Regions from separate parts of the Homo sapiens genome. Here region 1 is linked to region 2. The links are chromatin contacts, found by Hi-C or POLR2A ChIA-PET in ENCODE. All regions are on one chromosome and are shown on one strand. Each heading gives the region's core, a stretch centred on a gene start or an enhancer-like site at or near the end of the contact. The rest is flanking DNA. Distances are from core to core; before and after follow the strand shown.

Region 1 (4,807 bases), core at 1,092-3,591, 67 kb before region 2:
TTTTCACAGTATTGTACCTAGCTGTAACACCAAGGGTATTGAATTCACCATTTTCTTCTCCAATTCCATCTGTACAGAGAAGGGAGTGTGGCATGAGTGAAATCATTTCAGAACCAAACAGATCTGAGCTAGAATCTTGGTGCTGGCATTTTTCCACTGTGAAAAGTAATTTAAATTTTCCCAGTCCCTGGGAATAACAACACGTGCCTTGGAGGAATATTGGGGAAAATGTCACACCCGATCCTGTATAGTAATTATTATTGCTGTTTCTGTCTTGTCCATAAAGTGTGTGCTCACCAATTCTTTTGATTTCACCTGTTCCTTCTTCCCCACCAACAGAATGCCTAGTGCATAGTAGGTGTTCAATAAATGTTTACTGATTCATCACTTAGAGTATCGTCTGAATGAGAAGAGGGCTCTCATTTCTCTCCCCTACTCTTCTACTGTATATGTATATGTATATGTATATGTATATGTATATGTATATGTATTTGTTTGTTTCTATGGCACACATCACTATGTGGCATGACATATGTTTATCTGCTTATTTTCTGCCTCCTCCATGAAATGTAAGCTCCAAGAAGATAAGAAATTGTATTTACTCAATCCCTACAGATTTTTTTTTCTTTCTTTTTTTTTTTTTTTTTTTTTTTGACAGGGTCTTTTTCTGTAGCCCAGGCTGGAGGGCAATGGCGGGATCTTGGCTCACTGCAACCTCTACCTCCCAGGCTCAAGTGATTCTCATGCCTCAGCCTCCTGAGTAGCTGGGACCACAGATGTGCATCACCATGCCTGGCTAATTTTTGTATTTTTAGTAGAGACGGGATTTCACTATGTTGCCCAGGCTGGCCTCAAACTCCTGACCTGAAGTGATCCACCTGCCTTGGTCTCACAAAGTGCTGGGATTACAGGCATAAACCACTGCTCCTGACCTTTTTTTTTTCTTTTTTTTTTTTTGATACAGGGTCTCACTTTGTAGCCCAGGCTGGAGTGCAGTGGTGGGATCACAGCTCACTGCAGCCTCAATCTCCCAGGCTCAAGTGATCCTCCTGCCTCAGCCTCCTGAGTAGCCAGGACTATAGGTGTGGGCCACCACTCCTGGCTAACTTTTGTATTTTTATTAGAGACGGGATTTCCCCATGTTGGCCAGACTGGTCTCAAACTCCTGACCTCAGGTGATCTGCCCGCTTCAGCCTCCCAAAGTGCTGGGATTACAGGCATAAGCCACCATGCCCAGCCCCGGCTAGCTTTTTAAATTTATTTTTTTTTAACAACAGGGTCTCACTATGTTGAGACCAGCCTAGGCTGGTCTCAAACTCCTGGCCTCAAGCGATCTTTCTGCCTTAGCAGAAAGTGCTGGGATTACAGGCATGAGCCACTGTGCCTGGCCTAGTCCCTATATATCTCTAGTGCTCAGTACTTACTGTTTCTCATTATTGTAGAGGCTCAATAAATATTATTGAATAAATGAAGTGCATGAGTGATGTCAGCAAAAAAATGAACTCTATTATTTCACACACAAAGTGAAACTCCAAAGACCATAAGGCAAATCACCAAGGAAAAATTTGTTGCCTGGAAGACGGTGGACTTCATATTATTTCCAGCAATAAGGTTTTACAAATTAATTGATTTTTTGACTCACTTTGTGTGGGTTTAAACAATATATCCAAAAGCTCTATACTATATCCTTTGAATTACTGAAACAATTAGAGACCCGAAAGCTGAAATAATGAGTTAAACACTTAGTTGAGCCATCTCTATTAGCGCTTTGCATTTATTGCCTTTCAGCCTCATCTCTGCGGTGTGAGCTTCAGTGCACACTGGGTGCTTCTGGGGACCGATTCCATGAGTTCTCTCCTCATTTCCCTCCCTGCTCATTGGAGAAAACAGCAGACCTGCCCTTGGGTGACATCACCGCTTTGCAGCGCGGGAGCTGCCTGTCAGACCTTCTGAAGGGAGCTACTGCCTCGTCTGAGCCCTGGAGTGCCACCGCCCCTGCACCAGCAATGTTTAATAACATGAAGAATACAAAGGCTGGCGAGATGAGTCACTGGTGCGAGTGACCAGCCAAATTGAATCTCCTTTAATGGAAAGGCCTTAAAATAAAGAAATACAAATGCACTCTAATTTCCAGTTTTAGTGGGAAATGAAATGTATTTCCAGGGAGCATGCCCACATGTGCTTCTTTCTGGTGGATGCCATAAAACACCTCTGAACCTGAATTAGGGTCCAAATTCTTTCTTCACCCAGTGTTTGGCAAATTTCAGCATTTGCATGCCATCTTCCCTAATTTCTTTGCCCTACCTGCGTGCCTCCTGTGTTATTATTTACTTTCTAGTTTTCTGTGATTCACTTTTGTTACTCAAATACCTTGGCTTAAAAGTGAAAAACAGGCCGGGCGCGGTGGCTCACGCTTGTAATCCCAGCACCTTGGGAGGCCGAGGGGGGTGAATCATCTGAGGTCGGGAATTGGAGACCAGCCTGGCCAACATGGTGAAACCCCGTCTCTACTAAAGATACAAAAATTAGCTGGGCATGATGGTGAGTGCCTGTAATCCCAGCTACTTGGGAGGCTAAGGCAGGAGAATCACTTGAACCTGGGAGACAGAGGTTACAGTGAGCCGAGATCGCACCACTGCACTCCATCCTGGGCGACAAGAGTGAAACTCTGTCTCAATAAATAGATAAATAAATAAATAAATAAAAATAAAAAATAAAAAAATGTGAAAAATTCTCACTGCTCACAATTCTGGTAAACTAGTATTTCCTGCCACAAATAGACATGTGTAAAATTAGACGGGGAAGAAAACAGTATCAATACCTGTTAGGTAGCTTCTGGTCTCTGCTAAGGACCTTGAGACAGAGATTTGAGATCTCTTTGATCAAAAGGAGAGTGAAAGTGTTAGGTGGTAAAGAAACAGTAAATGCAAACCAAGACGTTCTCCTTAAAGCAATGAAGTACATTGAAAAGGGAATACTGCCAGGACCTCCTTTGTGGTGATGGGTTCTGTATCAGGATTATGCTGGTGGTTGTACAGAGGTATGCACAAAATAAAATTGCATAGAACTACACACACAAACACACACACACACACAAATACATGTAAAAACTGGTGAAATCTGAATGAAGTCTGTAGCCTAGTTAACAATATTGTACCAATGCCTATTTCTTGATTTTGATATAGCGCTAAAGTTATATAAGATGTCACCATGCAGGACTTTCCATGCTATTTTTGTGGGAACATCCTGTAGGTCTGCATTATTTCAAATTAAAAAAACAATTTCACTGGGCGTGGTGGCTCATGCCTGTAATCCCAGAGCTTTAGGAGTGTGAGGCGGGTGGATCACTTGAGGTCAGGAGTTCAAGACCAACCTGGACAACATGGTGAAACACCATCTCCACTAAAAATACAAAAACTAGCTGGGTGTGGTGGTGGGCGTCTGTAATCCCAGCTCCTCGGGAGGCTGAGGCAGGATAATTGCTTGAACCTGGGAGGCGGAGGTTGCAGTGAGCCAAGATAGTGCCACTGCACTCCAGCCTGGGCAAGAGAGCAAGACTCCTTCTAAATCAATCAATCAATCAATCAATCAATCAATCAATCAATCACGGAGGGGAGTATTATCTTCCCTGTGTGACCTGCATCTATGTACCACATAAAATCAACATATGTACTGCTCACTTTGGGCAAAAATTGGCATACTTTTTCTGCAGGTAAAAACCTAAGTATATTCATTTATCTGGCTTTGGGCCCCTAAAGAATAGGACATAGTATCATTAGAGGCAGGAGAGCATTGTGGTTGGGAGCCTAGGCTCAGGATTCCAACAGAAATGGAGGGAGTCTCAGATTTACTTTGCCGGTAGAGAGACCTTGAGTAATGGTCTTAACCCTCTCATAGTCTAAGTCTTTTTGATTGAAAAGTGAAGATAAGGTGATTATGGTATGTTTCTCATAGGGGTTTTAGGTAGATTTTATGAAATAATTCAGGTAAGGCACTTTGCATACTACATGGCACTTAATAAGTGCTCGATATTTATTTATCTTTATCATCTTCTTTCTCTTATTCTCCCTCTTTTTCCATTATATTCATCATTATCACCAACCAATCAATCATTATCGTTGTCATCATAATGGGTTGAATTGTGTCCCTTAAAGTGATATGTTCAAGTTCTAACCCCTAGTATCTGTGATTGTGACCAAATTTGTGAACAAGGTCTTTGCAGATGTAATCAATCAAATTAAGATGAAGTCATACATGCTTGCAGGGACCCTACTCCACTGACTGGTGTCTTTATAAAAGAAAGAAGAGGGTGATTTGGAGATAGAGACAAGGACAAGATACTCAGTAAAGGAGACATGTAAAGATGGAGGCAGAGGCCAGGCATGGTGGCTCGCGCCTGTAATCCCAGCACTTTGGGAGGCCAAGGTGGGCAGATCACATGAGGTCAGGAGTTTGAGACCAGCCTGGTCATCATGGCAAAACTCTGTCTCTACTAAAAATACAAACATTAGCTGAGCATGGTGGTGCATGCCTGTAATCCCAGCCACTAAGGAGGCTGAGGCACAAGAATCACTTGAACCTGGGAGGCAAAGGATGCAGCTCCAGTGAGCTGAGGTCATACCATTGCGCTCCAGTGAGCTGAAATCACACCATGGTACTCCAGTCTGGGTGACAGAGGACGACACTAAAAAAAAAAAAAAAATTGGAGGCAGAGATTGGAGTTATACTGCCACCAACCAAGTAATGCCAAGAATTGCCAGTTGCAACTAGAAGCTAGAAGAGGCAAGAAAGAATTATTTTCTAGAAA
Region 2 (4,515 bases), core at 1,580-4,079:
AGCGAGGAGCAGCAGTCACAGTGAGCCTCCTCTGAGGACCGGAGTCAAATGTCCAGGTGACATGCAATATTTTACAGAGATTGGAAGCAGATTCTGAAATGGACTTTTCTGTCCAGATTTTGTCTCTTTTCTCTGAAGTATTTTTTTAATCAAATTTACAAGTACCTTAAAACTCCCAACCCTTGCAGAAAGAACCCTGTGACCTACTGTTCTCCCATGTCCCTGGTTAAACTCTGCCCTAATACCTGCTGAAGTGGAGTCGGACACAGAGTGGAGGAAGAGGCCGGGGTTAGGAGTTGGGCGTCTAAATCCAGCCCTGGTGGGGTCATTGCTGTCCATGTGATCTCCCACAAAGGTCTTAACCTCTGAGCCACAGCTTCCTGGAACATAGGAAGCCCGCTGGAGGGTCCCTTTCCATTTCCAATGTAGTATATAGAAAACTCCCACCCTTTATATACATAATGACAGCAGATACTCCATCATCCATGCCCTAAGTGTTCCTTTCCTCTTTTGGTTTAAGACAGAGTCTTGCATAAATTAATTAATACAACCCATGCATTTTTTTGAGTGTTTACCATGCTTAGAACTGTACCCCGGGGCTGCACCCTGCAGCCCCGCACAACCCCAAAGGCTCAAATCCCTGGAGTTGCGCACAGGGCTGGAGGGCGCAGCCATGGACCCGCAAGGCAGCTCCGTATGCCTGGGTTCTAGGGGCTGGGGACATGGTATGGGAGTCGAGGCCCTCTCCATTACACAGTTCACATCTCAGTGCAGGCAAACAGACGAAAACGCAAATACATAATATAGTAGGAGGTAGACAGAAAGTTTGGAGGCCTATTTCATGTAGTGGCTGGAGGGCAGTTTCTGGACTCAAATTTCTTGGGTCAAATGTCAATTCTGGCACTCATTTGGCAGAGCTACTTGGGCAACTGGTTTAACTGCTTTGGGGCTCATTCTCTCCCTCTGTTGTGTGGGCCTGGTACTATTACCTAAGGGAGAGAGAGTTACATGAAACCAGTCACTCGGTGGTTCAGCAAATATTTCCAGACTGTCTGCTATACGCTGGGCACTGCTCTAAGCTTTCTTGAGGAGCTGCTTTTAGAAAAAGCAAGCTTAGTGAGTATGTTGCAGGCACTGAATAAATGTCAGCTCTCATTAGCTCTCACACACCAGTGCTTGTGTTTGTAGGACTCACAAGGTGGTGGTGGGCGTGGGTTGCCAGTCATGACAGACTTTCCATACTCTCCTATTTTGGGGATTCTATTATAATGAATCTGGTGAATCTGGATTAAACGTGTTCATACCTTCCCCAGATGGGTTTGGAATATAATACTCCTGGGTATGCCCTGTCAATGTCTTGCTGTGTGTTTGCAAATCTTTTTTGAAACATCAAAATGTGACTTTTTTTTTCAAAGAGAAGGGGCGATTAGCCAAACTTCTCATTTGGAGAAAACTTGCAACAGAGTCCCAATAAATCCTCCCACCCTTTCTCAATTCAGGGGACCCTAGTAAACCATTTTACATGTCGCCCAACTTTTCGTTCTCTGAAGATGCCCTGAGAAGCCCTTGACTGCAGCCAAGTGGAGAGGAGGGTTGTGGAAACATTATCTCCTTGCAAATCGCCTAGCAGCCTGCAAAGTGTATACTTAGTTAATGCAATTAAAAAACAAAACGCCGGGGCGTGGGGAGATCTAAATTTGGTGTAGCAGCTTTGGTGCAAATCCTGTTTTGGGGCTACTGGAGTCAAATTCAAGCAGAGGAGAGAAAGAGGTGGGAGAAATGAGAGAGGGCCTCCGGGGAGCTGGAATTCGCTAGGAGAGAGAGGGCAGATTTGGAAACACAGAGGAGACGGGAGGCTGGAAGCTGAGGAAGCAAGGCAGAGCTCTGCAGCCCCCGGTGAGGATTTCCGGGGGGATCCGTGGGGACAGGGGCCAGCCAGCTCCAGAGACCGATGCGCGGGCTCCAGGTCCGGGAGGGTGGCTGAGGCTGGGTGCCCAGGCCTTGCGCTGCGCCAGATCCGGGAGCGCAGAGGCGGCGCCGCGGTGTTCCCTCCTGTGGAGCGCAGAAAACGCTGCGGGGGCGAAGAGGGACAGAAAGCGGCAGGTTCGAGAGGCTGGGGGACTTCCAAGGAAAGACCTTCCAGGACACGCCATAGCCTCGGCCTTGTTCGGCTGTCCCCTCTTACCCCCGACCTTCTTTGATTCGTTCATCCCGAGCCCCTCTCCCCCGGAGGGTGCTTATCCCTGGCTCAGGGGCTTGCCACCTGTCCTTCCCAGCTCCGCCTGGGTCCTTGCTTGGGCCCAGAGAGTTGAGCCATGCGGGTTGCGCTCAGGGCTGGAGGGCGCAGCCGGGAAGGGCAAGGAGGCCCCGCACGCCTGGGAGGGGCGATCCTGACCAGACTGCACCCAGTCTGTCTTGGAGTGAAAGCCATTTAGTCTGTCCCCATCCTCTCCGAGTCATCCTTCCCCTGATGCACAGATTTCGGCCGCCGCTCCTGCACACGCACCGGTGAAAAAGCTACGAGCTGAGCCGCCTCTGCGCTCTGGACAGGGCTGAGCCGCGCCTCCTACCCAGAGAGGGCGCGGGAGGTCCTGCCGCGGTTTTCCACCTGCCTGGAAATCCGAGCGGCTCCTCTAGCCTCGGCTGCTGCCGAGCTCGCTCCTCCCCGTCCGCTCGCCTGGCTCAGCTCTGCACGCCCCCCAGCTAGCTCCCGCTCTAGTCACCTCTTCCCCGCGCCCCCGCCCCTCTAGAGCTCGCGCCCGCCCCCCCCCACCCGCGCCTCCTCTGCCCGCCCTCCTCCCCCTCCCCCTTCCCTCCTGCCCTCCCTTCATTCCACAAGTGTCGCTTCGCTCTCTTCAGCGCACTTGGCGAGCTGGTGAGGTGAGAGGGATACTGCGAGAGGGCTAGGGGCGGCCAGTCCGGGGCTGCCGGCCAAGGCTAGGCGCTGCCAGCCCGATTCTCCTCTGCTCTCCACCCCCGCCTCACCCAGTGGCCGGCCGGACCTGCACCCCGCGCTTGACCCCGCTCATCCTCCCCCCGCCCGGCCGGGCGCGCTCCTCCCCGGCCGGCCCCTCGGCGCGCGGCGCGCTGGAGGCGAACGCGGGCTGAGGCGAACGCGGGCTGAGCCGAGCGCAGTGGCCGCCGACCACCGAGCGCCCCGCGCCGCTCCCTGCATGTGCGGCCCGCGGCGGCTCGCAGCTCCCGGCAGCAGCCTCGGCAGCTTCGGCCGCGCCTCGAGAGGCGGCCGCAGAGGCTCCAGCGGCGGCCGAGCGGCCGAGCCCGGGCTGGGAGACACCATGCGCCGCGTCCTTCGGCTGCTCCTCGGTTGCTTCCTCACCGAGCTGTGCGCCCGCGTGTGCCGGGCGCAGGAGCGAGCGGGACACGGGCAGCTGGCGCAACTGGGCGGCGTGTTGCTGCTGGCGGGGGGCAACCGCTCCGGGGCCGCCTCCGGAGAGGCCAGCGAGGGCGCTGAGGCATCGGACGCGCCCCCGACCCGGGCGCCCACGCCGGACTTCTGCCGGGGCTACTTCGATGTCATGGGCCAGTGGGACCCGCCGTTCAACTGCAGCTCGGGCGACTTCATCTTCTGCTGCGGGACTTGTGGCTTCCGGTTCTGCTGCACGTTTAAGAAGCGGCGACTGAACCAAAGCACCTGCACCAACTACGACACGCCGCTCTGGCTCAACACCGGCAAGCCCCCCGCCCGCAAGGACGACCCCTTGCACGACCCCACCAAGGACAAGACCAACCTGATCGTCTACATCATCTGCGGGGTGGTGGCCGTCATGGTGCTCGTGGGCATCTTCACCAAGCTGGGGCTGGAGAAAGCGCACCGGCCCCAAAGGGAGCACATGTCCAGGTGGGCTGCCTCCCCTTCGCCCTCCCCTCGGGGCTTCGCTCTCCCTGCTCTCTCCTCCCCACCTTCCCCCAGGCAATGGCGCTCCCCACGGTCCCCGCTCCCCGCATCCCAGCCTCTCCGCTGGGGGATGTCACCGGGAAGCCAACTTCGGCTTGGAACACGGAGAAGGGGCGCTGGGCTCAGCACAGGTGTGGGTCTGAGCGTGTTCGTGTGTGTGTGAGCGTGTGTGTGTGTGTGTGTGACTCTGCTCCCTCACCCTCTGGCCGCCTCCTCCCGCTGGTGACTGAGGCGGACTTGAGACACGTAGCCTGGGAGCCCGTGGCCCCGAAATCTTCGGGTTTGGGGAGAGGGTCCATGGCACCCCTCGGATTCCAGGTGCTAGCTTTTTGGTAAACAGGGGCAGGCGAGCCCGAAAGGGGAGGGGGGCGTGTGTGAGCCCGAGCGCGCGTGTGTGAAGGAGGGAGGGTCAGAGTGAGTGCCGCCTGCAACTCGTACGACTCGCGAAAAGGAGACGAGGGAGGTGGAGTGAGGGGAGGGCGAGAACAAAAGCCTTGCTTGGAGCGGCCGCCTCGCTTTCCCAGAGCTTCGCCGTCCCTGGATTTGGGACCTCAGCTGCCCCCGCCCCTTTACCCACCTCATCCCTTTCTCTGGCCACC

What was found. A loop is a pair of places that touch in the nucleus more often than their neighbours do. ChIA-PET counts read pairs that join two places held with the same protein, here RNA polymerase II (POLR2A). Pooled maps may share reads with other maps.
Region 1: a map of PC-9 shows a loop between it and region 2 (7-fold over the local background). The contact joins the enhancer-like site here to the promoter of SHISA9 in region 2. A Hi-C loop is called at or near these places in 2 of 168 maps with a recorded cell type or tissue (CD4-positive, alpha-beta T cell and PC-9) and 1 of 50 pooled maps. POLR2A ChIA-PET finds 5 or more read pairs at or near these places in 3 of 52 experiments (HEK293, HEK293T and activated CD4-positive, alpha-beta T cell).

What each region holds. Positions count from the first base shown.
Region 1 is chr16:12,832,195-12,837,001 of GRCh38, forward strand. No RefSeq gene overlaps it. Among named protein-coding and RNA genes, the nearest start is that of CPPED1, 31 kb to the left of the region's middle. Within about 2 kb of position 2,342, at least 2 of the 41 ENCODE cell types and tissues checked have a DNase peak (open chromatin) inside an H3K27ac peak, as active enhancers do; they include PC-9, where a contact is called at or near this core.
Region 2 is chr16:12,898,769-12,903,283 of GRCh38, forward strand. It overlaps SHISA9 (shisa family member 9), which reads left to right and starts at 2,830. Exons shown (of 5, transcript NM_001145204.3): 1 at 2,830-3,859. The coding sequence starts at 3,297.